Regions from separate parts of the Mus musculus genome. Here regions 1 and 2 are each linked to region 3. The links are chromatin loops, found by intact Hi-C in ENCODE. Cell type or tissue: heart. All regions are shown on one strand.

The links. Hi-C counts contacts between places; a loop is a spot of excess contacts. Peaks named below come from ENCODE experiments on the same cell type or tissue, not always from the same donor. Only the 100,000 strongest peaks of a DNase experiment are listed, where the experiment ranks them.
Region 1: it touches region 3 in a loop (2.1-fold over the local background); 5 of 42 quality-filtered maps call a loop at or near these places.
Region 2: a loop joins it to region 3, with 2.0 times the contacts of the local background. A loop is called at or near these places in 11 of 42 quality-filtered maps.

Annotation. Positions count from the first base shown.
Region 1 is chr15:86,136,135-86,144,134 of GRCm38, forward strand. It overlaps Gramd4 (GRAM domain containing 4), which reads left to right. Exons shown (of 19, transcript NM_001379572.1): 19 at 1-1,492. It overlaps Cerk (ceramide kinase), which reads right to left. Exons shown (of 13, transcript NM_145475.4): 12 at 6,548-6,756; 13 at 2,967-5,478. The coding sequence ends at 5,424. Among named protein-coding and RNA genes, the nearest start is that of Gm15569, 46 kb to the right of the region's middle. In heart, CTCF peaks have their summits at 1,691 (motif pointing left) and 4,368 (motif pointing left); DNase peaks (open chromatin) are centred at 682 and 1,704.
Region 2 is chr15:86,155,039-86,163,038 of GRCm38, forward strand. Cerk (ceramide kinase) reads right to left here. Exons shown (of 13, transcript NM_145475.4): 4 at 4,056-4,181; 5 at 1,550-1,613; 6 at 1-81. Among named protein-coding and RNA genes, the nearest start is that of Gm15569, 27 kb to the right of the region's middle. In heart, CTCF peaks have their summits at 4,206, 4,807 (motif pointing right) and 6,986 (motif pointing left); a DNase peak (open chromatin) is centred at 4,933.
Region 3 is chr15:86,202,389-86,210,388 of GRCm38, forward strand. No RefSeq gene overlaps it. Among named protein-coding and RNA genes, the nearest start is that of Gm22818, 6.3 kb to the right of the region's middle. In heart, CTCF peaks have their summits at 3,111 (motif pointing left) and 4,152; DNase peaks (open chromatin) are centred at 343, 1,993, 3,093, 4,183 and 1 weaker place; H3K4me3 peaks cover 592 bases; H3K27ac peaks cover 958 bases; H3K27me3 peaks cover 6 bases.

The DNA.
Region 1 (8,000 bases), 66 kb before region 3:
TGAGGGCCCAGACTGGCGTAGTGTCGGCAAAAGCACACCTTTTTAACACTTGGCTCTTTGGAAGGTTTCGGGGCGAGCATTCTCCACCCTGCTGTTAAGTGAGAGACTCCATGGTCATCTGGCTGGCGTTTGGCCTCCAGGCTGCAGTCACTCTGGAGTTATGGGAGGACCCTGTGCCACAGCAGACAGCTGTGGGCAGAGCCTAGAGGTTAGGGGCCAGAGTTGCCTTGTCCTCTAACATCTAACAGTATTTATTGTCTCTTACTGCACGCTCTGCAGGGGTAAGGCACATCCCATCCCACCCATGCTCCCTGCCCCGACAAAGGTGGAGACTTCACAGGTGGGCGATCTTGCAGGCCTGGGCCTCTGGGGGGGGCAACCACGACGCCACCTGTGAATCTCCCAGGTGGACCACTCTTGTCTCCTTCAGCTTGTCCCGAGTCCTTCAGATGTCACTGAGATTGCTTTTTTGAAGAAACAGAAGATTATATTTTTTACAGAGAGCAAGCTGTCTTTCTTATTTTTGTACCATTTTTCAAATGTAATTTTTACCTTTGCTCCAACGCTCGTTTGCCGGCGTAGGTGTGAGGCCCGGTGGCTTGGGCTCATGACACCTCATTCCCAGGGGACTTCAGGCCACACACTGGGGGTGGGAAGGGCTTGCCAGGCAACCAGATCAAGCACACATACCACTCCAGATGCGTAGCAGAGGCCACACAGCTCCAGGTACATAGACGGAGGAGTCTGGATGGGGAGGCGGGACCCTCGACCCAGGGCCGTGGCTTGGGCCCCTGGAATATGCTTGTGCTATGAAGAGCACGGAATCAGAGAAGGAGCACCCCAACGTGCCAGAGGGAAGGCAACATGGCCTCTGACCTGTCCGTGAGGATGGCTTCATGGGTGATAGCCACACATGGTGGCTAACACTTCATGGACCCTGGCGGTGCCTGGGTTGTGAGTGTTGCCACCCCGGTGTGCTACAGAGAGGCCTTAAGCAGGGAAGGCTTTCAGGGTGGAATACGTGGTTTAGTTTGAGTCTCTTTCTTTGGGAAAGAGAGATGAAGACTGACCATGGGTCAGGGCAGTAGGTCAGGGAGGTGGCCCCAAGTTCTACCATTAGCCACCGGCAGATCTTTGAGTAGAGCTTAGGGGGTCAGGGCTGGGCCAGGGGCCTATGTAGCTTCTAGGCATCCTTACAGAGACACTGGGGTTTGTACTGGATTGTGTGATCTGGGCAGGTGTTTAATTGCTCACTAATCACTGACCTAGAATGTTCAATTTTGTATGTGTGAAGCTTGAGTCTGTTTTGGATCTGTACATAATTGTTGCTGGTGTAACTTTTGTTCTACAAAAGGATCATATTCTATAAAGAACTGATAGGAAAAAAAATCCTCTGTCACTTTTTTTTTTAAAAAAAGAAAACCTTGTTTAGATACAAAGTCTTGTATAAATTATAATTTTTATTTAATAAACCTAAAATGCTCTGTGCTGAGTCTGAGGAATCCTTTGTTCTTAGCTGAGTGTGTAGATGTTGGTTGGTAGATCAGCTGGGTAACTCTCAGGTCTATACCATACCAGAGTCTTCGTGGCCACTAGTGCCATTTGGGTCGAGCACAAAACTGTCTATGAGACTGAAGGCTTGGGTATGAAATGGGATGGGGAGTGGGTGCTGATTGCTCTACTGCGCCCCCTGGTGTGAGGGAAGCTAGGAGCAGGAGGTAGTCCTGGGGATCCCAGAAGACAGACCGGAAAAGTAGCTGGCCCTGGGTGTGTGAGGGGGAGTCTGGACCAGGCAGTGCCTTGGGGTTGCAGTGTTGGCCTTGGCTCCATTGAGCTGTGGTCTCTGCCACCCTGGGATTCTGAACAGAAGGGTCTCTGGCAAAGCTGTGACTTTATTGATTCAGATACTGACATTGGGCACAGGGGAGATACGAGAAAACCTGGGAGTCAAAACCCAGATGGGCACACGGTTGGTGCCTGGCCCCACCTCTGCCCCAAATGAGCGGCCAGTAAGCTGCCCAAACATCTTTGGAAAGGGGCTACAGGGCCATAGGACGGGCACTGCACGTTCTGTGCATTCACCCACACATCATCCCGCTACTGGCCCATCCTGACATCTATCCACACTTCATACACATGTACTTCATCCATCCATCTTCTCTCTATCCATAACATATACCATCCACCCATCCACCCATCCATCCATCCATCCATCCACCCACCCACCCACCCATCCACCCATCCATCCATCCACCCACCCATCCATCCATCCATCCATCCATCCATCCATCCATCCATCCATCCATCCACCTACCGTCCTATCCATCCAACCATCCATTCATAGCACACACTGGCTTTGGTGCTGTGCCATAGCATAGTCAGAGTTCCCTTGGAACTTGGCAAATAGAATACTCTCAGCTCTCCCGAGAGCTCATCCCACCATTTGATCCTAATCACTCCTCTTTCACCCTCTCTGTGCCTCTGCAGTTGTCCTTCCTGAGCCTGTGGCACGACCTCTCAGCTGTATAACGCCACCATGCCTAGTCCTGTTTGAGGTGCTCATCTGGTTCCCTTAGGCCAGGCAGAGTGTCTGAAGGCGCAGTGCATGCAGACCCCAATACATGCTGCTGTGGCTGGCTCTACAGAGACAGCATTCATGCTCTACTCAGCATAGCTGTACCATATGAGCACAGCTGTATCCGTGCGGTTCCTTCAGGCTAATGGCAGAGCCTACTAGCTAAATAACAATGCAATGGGAGACACACACCAGGTGACACAAGGAGGGTCTGCTCAAATGTTAAAATGTCAGCAGAGTGACCCAGGAGGGTGGGGGTGGGGTGGGGGGAGCAGATAAGTCAGGAAGAACACCATGAGTATTTAGGGTGGCATTCAGTTTCTTAGCAAAAATTCATTAAACTGTGTTTTCATTTCTCTTTTTTTAAAAAAAAATCTGCATTGAAAAGAACTTGTAAATGAGGATGAGGGGAGGCCATAGTCTGCCCAAAGTAACTTTATTATTATTTTTTTTGTCTTCTCAAATATACCAGATCAAATATGCCACTTTCTAATCTTGAAGCCAGCAAGACCAGGAGGCATAATTGGGCCATTCTTGTGTCAGTGCTCCCAGTCAGTGCTCCCAGCTCCAGGAGATTGCATTGGCTGAAGCATCCTCTGGGAAACCAGCCGCTCCCCGGTCCCCGTTCCCACTACTTAGTTTCCATAAACAAAAATAAGTTACAGCTTATGACTGTTGCCTAATTGGTATGCACCAGTGGGAGTTAAAACATGGGCCAGACCCTAACAGGATCCTAAGTTGCCACTGTCTAACCTTTACCCCTGTTTTTTCCTCCTAAAATACCTAAGACCCGGGAAGTTTGGGGTATTGCATCTAAAAAGCATCATGAAGACTGTCTACTGCTTGTGAATGTCAGCACGCCCCCCCCCCCAATCCTGCGCAGCCGTGTCAAGGGCCCTAAGTGTCTGACACTCATGATGCTCCATGACTGCGCCGGGGTTGGAGATTCCGAGCGTGGCTTGCACTGCTAAGCACCGGCAAAGCATCCTCTGACTGCATCTCTCCTCCAGCCCTGGCAGCGGCAGGGGTGGACCAGGGCGTGGGTATCATGTAGCAAGGTCAGTGAAGACCTGAGTCCTTGGAGGACAGTGCAATTCCTGAGATCCAGGGGCACCCACAGCTGCCTCGGGCCCTGAGCCCCCTCTGGAATGCCGGGGGCGAGGGGCCACATTGAGGTGGACAACTGAGCATCGGCCCTCACGCTGCTCCAGGGCTGCCTACCTACTCACAGAGCTGCTAGGCTGGCACCTTTGGGCTCTGCCCATCCAGGGACAGATCTGGATAGAAACTGCTAGTTCATTTACTCTTTCTAGCCAGCTTTCTACTCGACAATCATTAAATAGCACCGCCGCACAACTGCCTTTAAAGTGGTCCCTGAACATGGCCGCCTTTACAGCTGCTCTTTTGTCTGGATGGGACTGAATACTAAACAGAGGATTTTGTGTATGCCTCGAAACAGAAGTCAGTGCAAGAGGACCTGGAAAGCCGTGTGGCCTGCAGAATTCTGTAGCGAGTAACTGGACCAGCACGAGATGCACACTTCCCCCAGTGCAGAACCTAAAACCAGCTCTTGTAACAGTCAGTGCCCTTCCCCGTTTGCAAGTCAAGTTTAAGCTGTGTAGGCCTGAATTTCACATAAAACCCTTTTATACACATTTCAGATGCATCCATCTGGAGACACAGCACAGGCCATAGTATGTGGCCGAGAAGCCCCTGGGTTGGGAATGCCTTCAGAGGAAAACTGGTCATGCGCCCAGGGCTTCGGCCTGAGCAGCTTAGCGCCCCCTTGTGGAGACAGAGCAAATAGCCAAGACGTGATGGATAGGGAGAAAGCTATGAATAAGAACAGAATCCACAGTGCGGAAGAATGGATGTGGAACCAGGAGTAGACATAAGGCTTGCACCAGAGTACCTGGGGGTGACCCGAGATCACCCACCATTCGCTGGTGACAGTCAGGTTGAGGGTGGTATCGAACTCACCGAGTACCCTCTGTGTGTGTCAGTGACTCTCTGTCCCCGCCACCCCCTACCTCTTTCAAAACCCAGCTGTAGAAGTGCTTTGATTCCAAATGGAGCCTCCTCTTAGCCAGTGCTTCAGACTGCCTTGGCCAGGGTGTGCAGGCTACCAGGGCTGACAGAATGAAGCTTCCAAGTGGGCGCTTTGCTGAATTGTCTCACGGGATGCGGCTGTGATGGCAGCAGACGTGGGGGATCCTGAGGATGAGACGTCACCCTGGGTGTCTTCTCGCTGTGACATGGCCCTGCTCTGCAGGCATGGCTGTGCGGAGGACCTCGCTGAGTCAGTTGTGGTGTGCAGCAAGGGCCACATAGCGACGTCCTGATCGTAAATGAAGGTGTGTGTAAAGCGGAGGCCAAGACAGCTATTTACCTTCCCAAACCTGGCCACGGACAATTCCAGAGGAAGTCCCACCAAAGGGGTCAAGGTGACCGGGTTTTACCCATGTGACCAGATGGTGTAACCTGATTCCTGGGACGTAGTCATATTATAATGTCCCTAAAAATTATTGCAGTGTAGCCCACTAAGGGGCTGTCTTGAAATATGCACGGTCGGCATGGCTAAAATCTAGGAAGCCAATGCCCGGAACCAGCAAGTGCCATTTGCTGAGAAGAAGTGAAAAGCGACTCGGAAGCGGGGCCGAGGGTACCAGGTATGGATACAGAACTGTTGACAAAGCTGTCTTTTCTAAAAACCAAGATTTACCTATCAAAAATAAATTTCTAAATTCAAATGGATATATCAACATAACTGGTCTGTCGAATTTTTCTTAAGTAATTTCCACACTCCCCGAGCTCAAGGCCGACAGCTCCTGGGCTTTGGGGTTCTTGCTTATGACTCTTCCTCGATTCCCCGAGCAAAGAGGCGCACCAGCTGGCAGTGGACCCTGCGGGCACAAATAGCAGTGTTCAGATTCCACGTGTGTCTCATCACTCACAGCCGACCCCCCGAACCCCGCACCTCCCAGAATCTCCCAGTTCTCCTGAGGTCTCCGAATGTGCTCTACAACCGCACTGACAGTCTGTTCTCAAAAGACAGCATGCCTTATTCTTCTTGTGGGGAGAGACTTTTCCTTGGCCAGTTCTGTTGGTTTCTATCCCAGCACCACATGTTGGGGAACAAGTGCCCTCCACCAACGAGAAAGGCCATGAGAGCCTTCCTCCAGCATCTTGCTGCTTGGATGCTGGGCACTTGAGGCGTAGTTAGCAAGTTCCAGGGGCGGCTCCCGTTAAAGCTCAGTACCAACCCTGTTGGCTAAGAGTGACCCTGAGCTGCCTTTGCGTACCTCGGTGACTAAATGGGTGAAGTCACTCAGAGCCAGCCACCTGGCCCCAGGTTCTTGCTCATGTCCTTGTGGGCTACCAGAGGCTTCCAAGGCCCCTAAGGCTGTGTGGTGTGGCCTCTGTGGGCTCCTCTGAAGCTCATATGTGCTCGCTCTTTGCCTGACAGAATCAGCATGCCCGTCCTGATCCCTCTGACTCCTGCTTGGTGCTCCACGTCCCAACCTTGAGCACCTGTCACTGACCACAGGCACCTGGGGCACGGAGTGGGGAGTGAGGGTGGGAATTGGGGGGGGGTGGGGAGGGTGGGGAGTCCAGGACTTAGAAAGTACCTAGGAAGCCAGTCACTTTTGCTTATTTTAACTAGAGAGGGGGGACTATGACTGACAGACACCAAGGACAGAATGGCAAGGATGGCAAAGAAAGAGAATATAGATCAGAAGAGCCTCAAAACCCCTGTCGGCAACACATAGTGCCACAGAGTCAGCACCTGCCCCATGCAAAGGTCGGATCACACAGCTTCCACGCCTGGCATAAGGACACGGGGGAAGCAACGCCTGGTGCTTTCTGCCGCGATCCCCAGGGAGCTCCGGTGACATCTGTGAGGCACCCTTGGGCGGAGACAGCGTTTGTGGACAGCCGTCTGGGTGGGTGGCGGGGGTGCGGCCCACTCACCTGACCTCAATGGCCGGGCTGTGCATGACTTCGCCATCGCAGTTCCAGGAGCTTCTGGAGGCTGAGCAAGTGCAAGAGGGTCTGTCCTTGCAGATCTTCCCAAACTTCTGCTTCTCTTGTTCCTTCGAGTCATTGTCCTCGTCTTCCACGTGCTTCGACGTGAAGTGGAATTTCTTGACTCGATAAACTTCAACGAAAGTGAAGTCGAACTGTCAAGGCAAACATGGTGGGGCGGTGGTGAGTGGAGTGGGTGAGGCAAGCCTCTCACCTCGGCTGCTTCAGCCAGCCAGGACTCGTGGTCCTGTGAAGACGCAGACAACAGTGTCTCCAGGCCGCCGACCCTCCTCATCTAACAACTTAGAGACCGGATGTGCGCTGTCCTCCTGGGAGCTTCACACGACTGCCGATACCTTTGAAATCTCAGGTCTGAGGCTAGCGAGATGGTGCAGAGGTTGAGAGCTCAGACCACTTTTGCAAAGGACTCAAAGTTTGGGTCCCAGAACTCACATTAGGCAGCTCAACAACTACTTGTAACTTCAGTTCCAGGGGAATCCAACACGCCTGTTCTCTGAGCAATCGCACTAACATGTTGCGGGAAATATAAAAACGAACCCGCCAACTCTCCTCAGGGCTGAACTAAGGCTCTTGGACTCCTTCAGGCCCACCAACTCTCTAGCCATACCATGGGGCCACAGGGCTCCCGCTGGGCCATCTCTCCAGCGGTGGCCCCTCTTCTTCTTGCTACCACACAATGTCCCACAGACCCCATGGTCAGCCATCTCAACACCTAATTACCCAGTAGAATCAAAACTCTTAAAGCTTAATTAACCAATCAAATTTATATATCAATCATATCACAATTTACAAAATGCCAATACAATAATTTCAGAGCCAATTGATAATGATAAAAGCTTTATTCCAATATTTCTAACCTTGTGAAATCATCATAGCTACTTGTGGCTGGTAAACGCCATTCGGGTTCAAGTCCGCAGCCATCTTCCTTCCTCTCTCCCCTGAGATGTTCTCTGTCTCTGCAACTCTTAGCTCCGCCTTCCCTTTCCCTGTCCAATCACAGGCCTCCTCTGCACTAATGTAATTGGACAGGGAAAATTCTGGGACACTAACACACACACACACACACACACACACACACACACACACACACACACTTTTAAAAATCCTCCATAGATATAAATACTTTAAAGAGGGCTGGAGAGTTGGCTCAGCAGTTAAGAGCACTAATTGCTCTTCCAGAGGTCCTGAGTTCAATTCCCAGCAACCACAGGGTGGCTTACAACCACCTGTAAATCGGAATCGGATGCCCTCTTCTGGTGTGTCTGAAGACAGTGACAGTGTACTCATATACATAAAATAAATAAATAAATCTTTAAAATACATACATACATAAGAATCCTATACTTCATTAGGGGTAATTTTTAGAATTCTCTGTTTC
Region 2 (8,000 bases), 47 kb before region 3:
ATACCAGCGCTCTGCTGCGTCCTCCCAATCACCCCATGCAGCACCTCGCTGAACATGCCGTCCCCACCTACGCACACGATGCTGCAGGAGAAGCATAGGTTTGTTGAGCCTGTTAGTCCTCTTCTTGCAGTAGCTGGGGGTGGGGGTGGAGGGTGGGGGGGTTGGAGGTAGCTTGCAAGATTGGCCTACCAGACATTTGGAAATGGTTTCTGAACACCCCCCTCCCCTGCGTGATGAGGTCTGGCCATCCTGCCTAATTTACTTTTTTTTGGGGGGGGGGTGTTTGAGTCAGGGTTTCTCTGTGTAGCCCTGGCTGTCCTGGAACTCACTCTGTAGACCAGGCTGGCCTCGAACTCAGAAATCCACCTGCCTCTGCCTCCCAAGTGCTGGGATTAAAGGCATGCGCCACCACGCCCGGCTTAATTTACTTTTCCAAATGGGATTCTTCACAAACCCTGGCTTCTCCTGCCAGGGATCAGGCATTCTGGTGGTTTCTAAGCAGAGAGTACACATGTGCCTGGTCAGCCATCATCAAATGCCTATGGTTTAGGGGGCTGCACAGATGGCTCAGTGGTCAAGAGCACACACTGCTCCTCCAGAGGACCTGGCTTCTATTCCTAGCATCCCCGTGGCAGCTTACAACTCTCTATAACTCCAATTCCAGAGAAGATGATGCCCTCTTCTGCCTATCAGGCTTGCATATGGTACATGTACTTACATACACGCAAGCAAACCAACACATACACAATATAAACGAACAAACAAACTCTAACTTGGGCTGGGATGGCTTAGTGGCAAAGAACCTGCCTAGCATACAAACAGCCTGGGTTTCATCCCCAATACTGCAAAAATAGATATTAAAAGTTAAAAGACATTTGTGAATTGAGATGCAAGCTTTCCAGGAAGAAACAGCAACCCCACACGGTAGCTGCTGAGAGGCCCTCATAGGGCATTCGATCCCATTACAGATGGTTGTGAGCCACCATGTGGTTGGCAGCACTTGAACTCGGGACCTCTAGAAGAGCAGCCAGTGCTGTCAACTTGTCACAACCTAGACTCACCTGAGAAGAAGGAATCTCAACTGAAGAAGTGTCTCCATCAGATTGACCTACGGCCATCCAAGTCTGTGAGAGGTTGCCTTGATTGATGTGGGAGGAACTAGCGAGTTGGGTGGCCTTGCTGTGCCCAGATAAGAGGGGAAGCCTGCTCCTATTGTCAAACACCGCCCCCCACCCCAGCCCTGGGCACAGTCTTGGGAGCTCAGGAAACAGGAGTCGAGGTGACCAGGTGAGAGCCAGGTCAAACAAGTGGGTAAGGAAAACTAAGGGGAGATATTGGGTGGTCAGGATAGGGTTTACAGTGTGCTGTCCATGCTGGAGATGGTTGGAGAGGGTCATGGAGACATGTGTACATCAGACAAACGTGTCCTACGACATGGAGGGAAGGCAGAAGACATGCCCACAGTCCAGGGCAACCCAAGAGCTCCCACAGGGTAGGTCTCAGATAGTGTTCACTGTCTGTGACCAAGAGGAAAGCAAGCTCAACTCACCCATCATAGCTGTCTGTGTTGATCTCGTATAAAGTCTCCTTGGCTTGGTTGGCATGCTCTGTAACTGTGGGGGGGAAATGTTGCAATGGGACCGTTTATCTTCACATCTTGGAACCCATGTGTAAGCTAACTGCCAACTGATGCTATTTTATAAGAGGTCCCAGAAAGCTCCCAGGAAGATTTCTCGCAAGAAGTCCCACCCCAGACTTGCCTCACTGCCTTTTTACAAAAGAGTAAGGCGGCCTCTGTGAGAAACGGCCATCTCAGGATCCATTCTACCAAGACCTGATATTCCTCCTAGGCTCCGCCCAGTAGTTACCTGGCAACAGCCAGGTAGTATAAAGGGGCTGTTTGTCCCCTCCTCGCTCTCTTACTCTCTCTTCTTACTTTCTACTTACTCTTCTCTCTGACCCTTTTCCCTCTCCCCTTCCCCCTCCCGCCCTCTCTCTTCACGTGTTTCTGGCCCAGCCTCTGCTCCTGTGTGCTCTCTTCTCTTCTCTCTCTCCCCTCTTTCCTCTCTCCCCTCCCCCCTCCTCTCCTCTCCCCTCCCCCCTCCCCTCCCCTCCCCTCCCCCCCTCTCCCCTCCCCTCCCCTCCCCTCTTCTCCCCTCCCCTCTCCTCTCCTCTCCTCTCCTCTACCTCTACTCTTCTCTCTCTCTCTCCCTCTCTCTCTCTCTCTCACAGCACAACACTTGGCACATGTCGGAAACTAATTTCTTTTCTTTTTAGTTAATGTGCATGAGTGTCTGCCTGCCCGGATGTATGCGTACCGTGTGCATGCAGTGCCCACAGAAAGAGAGGGTCAGTGGAGCCCCTGAAGACAAGTGATACACACAGTTGCAGTGTGGGTGCTGGGGATGGGACCCTGGACCTCTGCAAGAGCAGCAAATGCTCTCAGCCACTGAGCCATTTCTCTAACAGCCCCAACAGAGAATTTCACTGACAGCAATGAAGAGTAGCTTGTTGCACTTATTACTTACTATACAGGTCATTTTATTTGTTTGTTTGTTTGTTTTTAAAATACGTTTACATGTAAGGAGGAGATAAGGTTAGCCCACAGTCTTTGTGCCCAACGTGAAAAGGCAAAATTGCGAGTGAAATTTAGTGCTCACATGGTTGACTCTGAGTCTGTGTGTCCCCACATCACAATCCCTCATGCTGGAGAACCCTTGGGAAAGGTCGCTTTTTTTTTTAAAGATTTATTTATTTATTATATGTAAAGTACACTGTAGCTGTCCTCAGACACTCCAGAAGAGGGTGTCAGATCTCATTACAGATGGTTGTGAGCCACCATGTGGTTGCTGGGATTTGAACTCTGGACCTTCGGAAGAGCAGTCGGGTACTCTTACCAACTGAGCCATCTCACCAGCCCCCGAAAGGTCGCTTTAATAAAGCTGCTGTCTAGTGTTCCTTTGGAGCCCCACATCTCCTGGTGGGAGCATCTGCAGTCTTACCAGTGTGCTGTTATCATGAAGTGTGCCAGGGATACCTGAGTGCCCATCTTGGTGTACCTGACTGTTCGCAGATTTGGAAGCAGGGGATAAAGGGATAACCTCTTCATTTTTAGACTTTTGACTTGTATTGCTATTATTATTATTATTATTATTATTATTATTATTATTATTATTTTGGATGCAGTGTCTTTCTGTGTAACCAGGCTGGCTTCCAACCCTCCAACCCCTGTCCTCCTGTGTCAACCTCCTGAATGCTGAGGTGACAGCCCTTCCCAGCTGCACTGTCTTACTAACAGAGTCATACCAAGCCCCAGAAGGCCTGCAGGAGCAGTGGACCGTGTCTGTCTCCCCCTCTGAAACCAGCATCCCTCTGATGACAAGAGTGCTATGATGTGGGGTTACAAAAATGACTTATGCTGTGACATTCTGAGACATCCACTACTTGTATCTTTTCCTGAAAGGACTTCCTGTCTAAGAACTCTTTCTTTTGTTTGTTTGTTTGTTTGTTTTTTAAATCTCCTCATTGTTCCTGTGAGTAATATATATATATATACATATATATATATATAGGCAAAGTACATTGAGTACATTAGAGGTTTTTTTCCCATTATTTTATTTATTCACTTAACATCCCTATCCCAGCCCTGCTCCCAGTACCACCCTCCCAAACTCCTCCCCCCAGTACATTATTTCCTTTGCCTTCTTCCAACCGAGTGTATAAAACACCCCCGACTGGGCTCGAAATGACCATCTAGGGCAGTGGCTCTCAACCTGGGGGCCACGACCCCCACTGGTGTCATCTATCAGAGAATTACATTATATGATTCATAACAGTAACAAAATTAGAGTTATGAAATAGCAACAAAAGTTCTTCTATGGTTGGCGCGGGGGGGGGGGGGGGCGGTTACCATAATATGAGGAACTGTATTGAAGGGTCGCAGCGTTAGGAAGGCTGAGAACCACTGCTCTAGGATAAAGCCTCCTCCAGGGGTGGCATGTGAGTCCCTCTCGAGCTGGCTCCTGCATACATGCCCCAGTGCCCGACACACTTACTGATGATCTCCGTAGTGATGGAAGCCAAGGTAAACAGAGGCGCCACTGTTTTTTCATAGATGCGCTTGCCCTGACCTTTCCCTCCGAAAGGGTTGATGAATACCAGCAAGTGCTTCGGTCTTGAAGCTGCAAAACAACATCCACGCACACGGGGTCAGTCACGATGCGTGCAATAAATTCCAACTCGGTTAGTGTGCTGCTGCCGCTGCCAGTAAAAAGCTGATAAGTTCTGACAAAGCGTGCTTGGTTATCAAAGGAGGAAGGGCACCGTCTGTTGAGGTGAGGGCAGGGCTCTGCACATGCGTGGGGCACCTGGAAGGTCCCTATCCTGGCCGAATCTCATGAGATGTGGGTGTGGGTGGCTGAGGCTCCTTCTGCCCATGGGAAGGACGAGGCTTTTGAGGACAAGAACAAGATGGGAATAGAGAAAGGAGCGCAAGGAGAGGAAGACAGGCACAGGCAGAGACAGAAGGAGTTGACTGGATGCACAGCGGGAAGAGAGGTTCCCACAGCACCACAGCCTGGCTTCAGGCTTTCCCTCAGTCCCCACCAGTGGCTGGGTCTCCTGAGACACCCCTGTTTTCCTATGAAACTCACATACATCTATTTTGGCTGATGTAAGTGCACAGCCACATAGGTGTATCGAATCACAGTAACATGAAGGAAGATGCCCAAGGAAACCCTAAGATGAAAGTCTACATCCAAACTTGGACATGGTGTTCATCGCTGAGCTGTTTAGGTTAGCCAGCAGGGGGCTACTCCACACCAGTGGGGTTGGGTGAGTGGCTCACAGCTAAGTATGGAGCACTTACCCATGGAAAGAATGAGTGGCTAACCTCTAGTAGCCAGGCACACACTCAGAGGGTGGGCTAGTGGCTAACTGTGGGTGCACACCCAGAGGTAGGGCATCACCAATGGACAGGTGCACACCCAGAGGTAGGGCATCACCAATGGACAGGTGTCAAAAGCACCGTGGATGTATACCACGGGTGTATACAAGACAGCTCATCCTCGTGACTCCATTTGCACTAGGCTCTAGTGGTGAAAAAGGCAAAGCCAGCTGGGAGGCTGCTCTTATGACTAGAGAAAATGGAAATACAGTGTGTTGGGAGTGGAGCATGAGGTGGGGGGGGGTGGAACATGAATTGGGCCTTACAAAAAAAAAAGGTAAAAAGAGAGAGATGGGTGGGGAGGGGAATGAGAAAGAAAAAAGGAAAGGGAGGGAAGAAAAGGAGGAAGGAAGGAAGGAAGGAAGGAAGGAAGGAAGGAAGGAAGATCAAACCTTAAGGGAAAATCAGGGGATATAAAGGTTTCTAAATCTGACAGGCATGGTGGTACGCACCTGTAATTTCAATACTTGGGAACTAGAGGTAGGAAGATCAAGAGTTCAAGGCCAGCCTTGGCTACATAGAAAATCTGAGGCCAGCCTGGGGTATATTAGACCTACTCTCAAAATAAAGAAGTAAAAGGAAACAAATACAAAATGAAGAGACTTATACTATGTCTGTCTCACATTTTATCATTTCTGGTTGTACAGAAAACCCAGGTGCAGGGCCAAGGAGATGGCTCGGTAAAATGTTTGCTGTGCACACGAGAGAATCTGAGTTCAGATTCTCCGTACCTACAGAAAAGCCAGGGGGATGCTGGCCAATCGTGGTACACGCCTTTAATCCCAGAACTTGGGAGGCAGAGGCTGGCGGATCTCTGTGAGTTGCAGGCTAGACTGGTCTAACATAGTGAGTTCCAGGACAGCCAGGGCTACACAGAGAAACCCTGTCTCAAAAGAACAACAACGACAATAAAAAGAAAAGGAAGGAAAGGAAAGGAAAGGAAAGGAAAAAGAAAACCAGTTTTCATTGTATGTGACCTTTTTCAAAGGACGCGGGGGGTGGGGGGTGGGGGGTGGGGGGGGCATTTCTGAGTGATTCATAAGAAGTCACTGTGACCTCTGAGGCACAACCAGACAGGGACGTCACGGAAAGGAAGTCACAGGCGTACTATCCCTAAACCTAGATAAGACACTCCTAAGTGAAGTTTCAGGAAGTCAGATGCAGTGATACAGAGAAGGGCAGAGGTCACCGGCAGGATGGCCGCTCTGAGAAGAGCATTAACAAGCAGACGCAGAGTGGGAAGTCCTCAAATCCAACACCTGTGACCACCCTGCCCGCCCCCCCCCCCCAGCCGTCCCCTTCTGGGATGACTAGGATTCTTAGAAGGGAAATCCATGGTTGTGAGGAAGCTGGCAGGTCCCTTGCATTCCCTGTGGTATGTCCCCAGGTCAGGACTGAGACAACTGGTGTTGCTGTCACACTGCACTGGAGGCCCAGCCTGGGCAGCACTTATATAGGAAGGGACAAAGAAGGAGGTGACCCATGCAAGCCTTAGAACCAATAAGTAGATCTGTCAAGGACAATGATGAACTTCTATTAAATGTCTACAAACAAGCAAGCAAGCAAGCAAGCAAGAAAACCGTGGGTCAGATATGCTGTTTCACTCCTATAATCCTAGCACTTCAGAGGCCGAGGCAGGGGGATCATGAGTTTGAAGCTTTGAACTTGAAGTAGATAGTGAGAACTCTCACCAGAGAACACAACAACTGGCCTGTGAAAACAAATGAACATATGAGGCATAAAAGCAGGTCTAGTTATTTAGACCTTCCCAGGGTCACGGTGACATCTGTGAAGGAGTGGGGGCCTAGGGACTCACTGAGTGTCCTGCCATGCTGTTGTTACAGAATGCTCAGTGTGAAAGATTACAACCACTTCTCTGTCTGTTTCAAGAAAACATTAAAGCAAGGCTGGGGAGGGGCTCACGGTTAAGAGCTCTTGCGGTTCTTGCAGAGGACTTGGGTTCAGTTCCCAGCACCCACACAGGGGCTCACAGCCTTCTGTTGCTCCAGTTCCAGGGGATCCAGCACCCTCTTCTGGACACTGTAGGTACTGCACACAAAGGAACAGTTCCCGGGGCAGAGCTGGAGAGATGGCTCAGCAGGTAAGAGCACTGACTGCTCTTCCAAAGGTCCTGAGTTCAAATCCCAGCAACCACATGGTGGCTCACAACCATCTGTAATGGGATCTGACACCCTCTTCTGAAGACAGCTATAGTGTACTTACATATAATAATAAATAAACCTTAAAAAAAATTCCCGGGCAGGGTGGATGCTTGCTTCTGACCTCTAAGAGCATAGTGCACACGCATACTGGCAGATGGAACATTTAGACACAAAAAATAAAGTGAATGCATGTGAAAAAGAATTTTAAAAATATGTCAAGCGGGGCCGGGGAGATGGTGCATTCGATAACATGCTTTCAAAGCAAACACCAGGACCAGCTCAGTCACTGGGATCTATGCTCACAATTTTCTTTTGTTGTTGTTGTTTTTTTTTTGTTTTTGTTTTTTTTTTTTGTTTGTTTTTTGAGACATGGTTTCTCTGTATAGCCCTGCCTGGAACTCACTTTGTAGACCAGGCTGGCCTGGAACTCAGAAATCCACCCGCTTCTGCCTCCTGAGTGCTGGGATTAAAGGCATGCGCCACTATGCCCGACTTTTTTTTTTTTTTTCACAATTTTCTAAGAGCTAGGTGTTGGTACACACACTTGTGATTGTGATCCCAGTGCTGAGGCTGTGGAGACAAATGGATCCCCTGGGGACGGCCAGCCTAGGCTATTTGGTGAGTGTCAGGCCAGTGAGAGACCCTGTCTCAAATAAAAGTTGGGAGACTCTGGAGGAATGATATCCGAGATTATCCCCTGGCCTCTACACTTGCGTGTGCGCACACACCTACATATAGAGTGACAGACAGACAGACAGGCATACACACACAGCGATAATAGAACTAGAAGCTAAAAGTAGAATAGCTGAGTGCAGACTCGTGTGCTGTTTTATGGCCGTGGGAGTCTTCCGTGAGCTACAGAGAAAGAATAAAACTTCCAGTGGGCACACGTC
Region 3 (8,000 bases):
AAAGGATCCTGGAGTCAATGCAGAGAGGACTGGGCAAAGGGAGAAAAAGAAGGAACCCTCTGAGAAGTCTGAACCTAACAGCAGTCCTGGTGTCCCATAGACACCCAGAGCCACTGATGGTTCTTGAGCTACCATTGTGTGATGGGCCACACGTCTCTGGAGAAGAATGGGCCGTCATGGTGGGGAGAGATTCCTGGGGGAAGCTGGTGGGAGTCAGGGTCCTCTCCCTTGGTTTGCATAGTCCCTGCTGTGCCATGGGCAGGACCCTTGGCAGGTTGGAAAACCAGCTGTGGCTGGGACAGGCAATAGCAGCATCTGGGGCCAGTGACTGACAGGAGTCAGAGAGAAAAATAAGGAAGTGGGCAGGGCGTGCTCTCAAGCCCAGCTCCGGCTCTGTCTGCCACGTCCTCCCTGGCATCTGCCTGCTGCCTGCAAACCACATTCCAGCTTTGACAGCCCTTAGGAAGGAGCCCTGAGCTGAGAACCCACAGTGGGTAGCCTAGGGTTGAGGATCTATCTAGTTGCTCAATTTCGGCTTTAAAAAAAAGAGGAGGCTCTGACTCAGCTCTCTGTTCCCTTTAACCTCTCCCCTCTCTACTCCAGTTCTCCCCCCGCCCCACCCCACTCATCTGCCTCCCCCAGATCTCGACAGAAGGTCTGTGGGTTGGGCGGGGCAGAAACCATAATCCTCAATTTATAGGCTGGAAAGGTGAAGCCCAGGCCACTTCCCCACCCCCTCCCAACACTACCAAGTCTGCACCAGAAAGGACAAGACCCAGCCCTGAGCTAAGCCCATTCTTCTCACCCCAGAAGAACCTGAAGACCTGACTCTGACCCTTTCACCCCTCCACTGTAAACTGGGTGGTAGGATCAGGAAGGGCCAAGAGTGTCCTGTGCTTTGGGACAAGGCTTCTGTGGCTCTATAGCCTTCTGGGTCTAGTTTATTTGATGAGCATGCTCTGAACATCCAGCCTGCTGCTGACCAGAGACACTGTGAGGAAGGTTGTCGCCTGCTGGGCTATCCACCTAGCCAGAACTGTGAGGCTAGAACGAGGAGCTGGGTTTCAGACACAGTCCGTCTGAGGACTTGCTAGATGCAGAACGAGCAGTGAGGATAACAGACCGTATGGCAGCCTCTACTCAAGGGGTCCAGTTCCCTGCTGGAGATGAGTCCTTTGCCTGCCATAGTGGGCTATCTGCTGGCCAATCCCTTCCACACAGGGCTTGGCATCCAAAGTGGATATGCTTAGCAGTAACTTCCCCAACCTCCCACCCTCCCACTGCCTTGTGAGGGTCAGGAGAGGGAAGCAAAGATGGTTAGGAGCCTGGCGGTGGTGGCACATATGTTTAATCCCAGCACTCAGGAGGTAGAGGCAGGGCAGAGCTCTGTGAGTTCGGGGCCAGCCTGCTCTACAGCGAAACCCTGTCTCTAAGAACCAGAAAACTGGTTAAGGGAGGACTTTGGGTTCCATGCAGGCATAAGAGGTCCTGCTTCCATGGGGCTCCTTGACACTGCCAAGGCTCCTCATCTCCAACACATTTTCTTATTGAGCAGCTCCACCCCAGGCAGCCTAAGACACTCATTCTTTCTGGATAGTGCTCTTCCCTGGTGGTAGGCTGCCCTTAGCCCAATCCTTCATCTAGCAGCAAGAGAGGGAGGGACAGCTGCAGGACTGACCCTGGCCTGAGTCACAGGGTCATGGCCTCTGTCAACAGCCCTGGGGTTGCAGAAGCTGTGGAGGCTGGGTGCTTCCCCCCCCTAGGAGTCTGTTCTCTTCTTCAGTACCCAGAGATGTGAAGACCACAGCAGCTCAAGGATGAAAGGGGGCCAGGAAGCAGGAAGCTGGAGAGAGCGAGGGTGGAGCCTGCCCAGGGTTGGCCTCCAGGGCCTCTTCCCAGCTGCACTGTGTGTCATCAAGGTCATTGTAACATTTTCCTGTAATTAAGAGCAAGGAGAGAAGGGCTCAGGAAGAGTTGGATCCAAGTGGCAAAAGCTCCACTGAAGTTTTCTTTCCTTTCTCCTGTCGCGCATGCGTGCGGGTTTGTTCTCCCTCTCCTGCGCAAATGGAGGAACCTAGTCCCCGCCCCCTCCTGCACTCTGAGCCTCCCATTTGACAGTTGCTGCCTTTGGGGACAACTCACAGTGTCAGACACTCACTGCTTCTCCAGGTGTCACTCCGGAAAACCCTGGGGCCAATGAGACCGAGACAACACTAAGGAGCCGTGTGCATGGGGTCGGAGGGGCTTGCTCACCAGAGCCAGGGTGTGCAGCGCCTGGACAGACGCTCTCGCGGTGCTCTCTCTGCTGCCAGGGAACTCTTTCTGACTTACCTGTCCACTTGTGTGATACATTCATCCTGAAAGTCCCCTGGTTGTCCCAGCTTGTTCAATGTATCAGATACATCCATCCAGCATCTCTGCCCTGGACCCTCTTTGTTTTGCAATAAGACAATTTAAATATCTTATGAATTGAAAATAGACAAACTATCAGACACCTCAAAGGCTGGAACTCTTCAAACCCCACTTGCAGAAATCGCAGTGAACCAACCTCACTGGGAACAAGGGGATGCTGACATGAGGAGATTACAATGGGCTGGTGTAGTGGTTTGAATAGGTTTGCCCCCCCCCCCCAAGTGTTTGAATGCTTGGCCCATGGGGAGTTGCACTAGTAGGAAGTGTGGGCCAAGTTATAGAAGGCGTGGCCTTGTTGGAGGAGGTGTGTCATTGTTGGGGTGGGCTTTGAGGTTTCTATGTTCAGGCTTCTCTCAGTGGGTAAGATAATCTCCTCCTGGCTGCCTTCAGATCAAGATGTAGAACTGGGCTTCTCCAGCACCATGTCTGCCTGGATGCTGCCATACTTCCTGCCAGGATGATAATGGACTGAACCTCTGAAACTGCAAGTCAGCCCCAGTTAAATGTTGTCCTTTGTAAGAGTTGTCTTGGTCATGGTGTTTTTTCACAGCAATAGAACCCTAACTAAAACAGCTGGAGAGACAGCCTAGCAGTTAAGAGCACTGGCTGTTTTTCTGTTGGATTTCCTGCACCCTCATAGTGGCTCAGAGTCTGTAACTCCACTTCCTGGGAATCCAATGCCCTCTTCTGGCCTCCACGGGAACTGCATGTGCATGGTGCACAGTCATGTATGTAGGCAAACCACCCATACACATAAAATAAAATAAATAAAAAGAGGCATGGCTAGCTTCTGCTATGGGAAAGCTTCACCATAGTAAAACTGATGAGTGATCACGCAAGGCAGGCTTTGTAAGATATACTGGCAATATAGTACATGTATCCTGATAAATAACTTGCCCTTAGCTAACCTTCAGCCCAGGCAGGACTATTAACACTAAGGTGCTTTTAGAAGTTGATTTGAATGGTCATCCATCTTCCAGAAAGCCCTGCATTTTAGTGGACTAGGGGGATAGAAAAGGTCTGCCCCTAAGCCTTGTCCAGGGGTGAGTGGTATAAGCCAATCAGAGTGATTGCTGTAGGGATGGCAAGTTCAGCCAATCTTGGAGACTATAGATTCCCTCCCCCCTCAATTATCAGATGTGTCAGGTCAGTCCATCTGTTATATAAAAGAACGTGGCTAGAGAAATGGCTTACTTAGCAATGTGTTTGCTGCACATATAAAAAAACTGGGCACAGTGGTCCATGTCTGTAACTCCACGGCTGGGGAGGTAGTGACAGGGGTTCCTAGTGTTTGCTGGTTACTCTAGCCAAATCAGTGTGTCCGAAGTTCAGTGAGAGATTCTGTTTCAAAAAAAAAAAAGGTGTAGAGGGACTGGACAAGATATTTGGCTTGGGCTCTACATGTATGTGGACACCTGTGGCGTGAGCACAGAGTACAGTATTTGCACAGAGCCTACACATACCTTCCCATGGACTTTAGTCATAGCTTATGTAACACCCAATACCATGCAAATCTATGAGGTAGTTGTCATACTGTTCTACTTAGGAAAAGATAATCAAAAGTCAGACGTGGAACATGTAGATACAGAGACAACTGGTATCTAAACTGAAGCCAGGCAGTGCAGGTATCCACCTGGGCGTGACCACGCCTGGCTTAGGACTGGATTCATTACTACACAGCAAGCTCCTAGTGGCTCTGAACTAGAATGCCTGCCGCTTCACTGGGTACTGGCAGCCATCCTATGATAATGAGGGAAGCCAGTTTGCAGCATTTATTACCACCGGAAGGAGGCCAGAGGCAAGAGCCTGGTTCCTAAGTGGACCTGCAGCCTGGGCTGGCTATATCCAAAGTGTGACTTATTCCAATTTTTTTTTTCCATTGCTCAACCAGTAACTTCCTGTAATTGTTTAAGTCAGTGTATGTTTTGTTCATCTGGAAACATTTTAACTCATACAGTGGAAGTCTAGAATCTTCTCAGTCTACATGTATAATGCAATCTAACAAAAGATGGAAATGTGTCTTTCCAATGAATAGTAGCCCATAAATTATTTCTATTCTTCTAGTGACCTAGGCCCTCGTGAATACTGATATCCTGCTCAGCCACAGAACTGTATCCCAGCCTTCTTTTTACTTTTTGAGACAGGGTTTTTGTTTTGAGGGTTACTCTGCCCTGCACCGGCAGCTGTGTCGCAGTTCATTTAGCCCACTGCTTTTACAGTCGGACGTATGACTGTCATTTTTCAGTTTTCAATAGTGGTAGAGATGGCACTGAAGATGTGTGTCTCTTTGCCCAGTTCTGTAGGGTAAACGCCTAGATGCTGAAGTGAGAAAAGTTTGTACGTTTGTAGAGTTCTGCACTCATTCGGTTTGTCAAATGGCACTGTAGAAATGTGGACCTGGTTTACACTCTCACTGACTCTGATGCTTCTCAGCCACGTCGTGTGTATGTGTGTGTGTATGTGTGTGCACGCACATGTGTGCATGGGTATGTGTTTCACTGAAGAATATTTGTTTGGAGAATGGGTCTTGTTATGTAGCCCCGGCTGTCCTGGAACTCTCTATGTAGATCAGGCTGGCCTTGAACTCACAGAAATCCACCTGCCTCCCCAAGTGCTGTGATTAAAGGCATATATGTCCACACCTATTCTGTTACTGGGGCGGGGGGAGGGGGTTGAACTTGGGCTCTCAAGCCTGGTAGGTAATCATCCTATCTAGAATTATATCCACAGTCCTTTTAATGTTTAAACTTTAAAATTTTGAGACAGGGTCTTGCTAAGTTTTACATGCTGGCCTTGATCCTGCAATCCTTTTGTCTCAGTCTCTTGGGTACGTGGCTATACTTCACTCTTTTTCATCTTTGTCAATCTAGAGATGAATGCTATTTCATGTATTTTCTATTAATTCTTTTAAAAGATTTATTTATTATGAGCATACTGTCACTGACTTCAGACACACCATAGGAGGGCATCAGTTCCTATTACAGATGGTTGTGAGCCACCATGTGGTTGCTGGGAATTGAACTCAGAACCTTTGGAAGAACAGTCAGTGCTCTTAACTGCTGAGCCATCTCTCCAGGCCCTTCTATTAATTTTTAAAGTCTCCTTTTGTGCAGCTCAGGCTGAACTCCAGATCCTCCTGTTTCTGCTTCTTGGGTGTTGACATTACAGGTTTGTGCCATGTGTCCTGTTTTTGTTTACAATTTGTATTTCCTTTTAAAATGTCTTGATTAATTTTGCTTTTCTTAAAACACATACTTAATTATAAAAATTGTATCTATTTCCTATATGAATTAAAAATATGTATAAAATATGTTCATTTTATGTATATGAGTACACTGTTGCTGTCTTCAGACACACCAGAAGAGGGATTCCATTACAGATGGTTGCGAGCCACCAAGTGGTTGCTAGGATTTGAACTCAGGACCTCTGGAAGAGCAGTCAGTGCTCTTAACAGCTGAGTCATCTCTCCAGACCTCTGTATGGAATTTTTGATCTTCTTACTTACAAGGTTTGTGTATATTAACTCCTCTTCAGATATGCTACACACACACACACACACACACACACACACACACACACACACACACACACACATACACACACACATATTTTTTTCATTTCAACTGTTTTTTTTTTTTTTTTTTTTTTTTGGTTTTTCGAGACAGGGTTTCTCTGTGTAGCCCTGGCTGTCCTGGAACTCACTCTGTAGACCAGGCTGGCCTCGAACTCAGAAATCCACCTGCCTCTGCCTCCCAAGTGCTGGGATTAAAGGCGTGCCACCACGCCCGACATTCAACTGTATTCTCGACAAACATTTAACACACCCAGTCTTCACCACATGCTTCCCGCTTTGCTCTTGTAGTGAGAAGAACACGTAATTTCAGGGAGGAAGGATTTATTTTGATTGGTGACTTGAGAGGGTACAGTAGGAGTGGTCCCAGTCTGATTACATTTTATAGGCAGCTAGGAAGCAGAGAGAGCTTGGGCCAAGCTAATTTCTTAAAGTGTACCCCCAGTGATATGCTTCTCCGACTGAGGCCCCACTTCCTAAAGGTTTCCCATTTCCCTAAAGCCAACAGCAGCTGGGGATGAAGGATTTACATACAGCAGCCTGTGAGGGACATCTCACTTCCAAACAGAACCATCTTCTTACTGGGCAGCTGCCACAAAAGTTTGCCAGCTCCTGTGGAGCAGATGTAGGTGGCTACGTCTCTGAGGGACCTTGGGTGAATCAGAGCTTCTGATCTTGTTTGCAGTTCTTGGTCAGAGAACACGACAGTCAGTGCTAAGGAGGAACGGTGCTGAACATCCCAGGCTCTGCCACAGGTGGACCCTGAATGCTATGGTACCCGATCTGCCAGGCAAGTCGTGCAAGAGTGGTGTGGGCTAATCAGCCACTTTAAAAATGAGATCTGAAGCCTGTTACACAGGAGGGAATTCATGCCTGGTCAAAAGTCCATAGCCTGGGAGGTCATAGGCCCTAAGGGAAAAACCTACTGCGGCTGTCTTGCTAAAAGGGCCTGTTATCAAACTGCCTTTTAAACATTGATGTTTATCGCCTCTCTTTGCAGTAGGCAACAGTCAATTCAGAGACTCAGAACAACTCAGACTATTGAGTACTCAGGCCTAAAGGAAACGTCTGAGTTAGTCTATTGTCCTCAAGGCTCAAGGAACTTCACAGGAGTGGGAAGAAAGGGAGAGAGGGAAGAAGGAGTGAGCGTCAAAGCTGGGGAGTGGGAAGGAGCGCTGGGATGGCCATTCAGCTCGGCCTCCCAGCCATCACACTGAGACCTGTGTTACCCACTGGTTCTCGATTCATCTCTTTCCTTAACCGATGATGTTCCTTGCATTTTGTGCTGTCTCACCTACACAGCCTCAAGTCCTGGTCACAAGAGACCCAGTGCGACCTCCCTCCTCATTCCTCCAGCCTCCCAGTGAACCCTGCCGTTTCTTGACTGCATTGTTTGAATAATCTGCCTCACCCCGGAGTTCACAGCAGCTCAGTGCAGAGCAGAGCAGGAGCTTAGACACACGCTAATGTACATGCAAAGATCATAGATGCGGAAAAACCACACAGACTGTCACAAGCACCTGACAATAGTCTGCTTTAAGATACTATCATGACAGCACAAGGAAACCTATGAATTTTCTGATTATTGTTTCAACACCCAGAGGGCAAACACTCCTCTGGATTTGGCTTTTAGCATTCTCATGCTTTAAAAAAAATGGTATTAATAAAACAGAGCACTACTAAACGGTATTGTGCCACATGCATCCATTATAGCCTTTTCTCTCAACCGTGTGAAATTAATGTTGATGTCTGTAAAAGTGAATTTATTTTTTATTACCAGAGTTTTCTAGCGGGGAAACTCGTTTGTCAATTCTTCTGCAGATGACATTTTGATTGCTTTTCTTCCCACCCCCACCTCCACTAGGAGGGAAAATGAAATGAACACTCTTTTCCTTGCAGAGCTGGGTTCTCCGCTCCAGGGCGTATAACCTGAGGGAAATTGCTGAGTTGCACAGTATCTTTATCTACTAGAGAATTTTAAAGGGTCGGAGTTATCGAATGCACTTGAACGACCCTC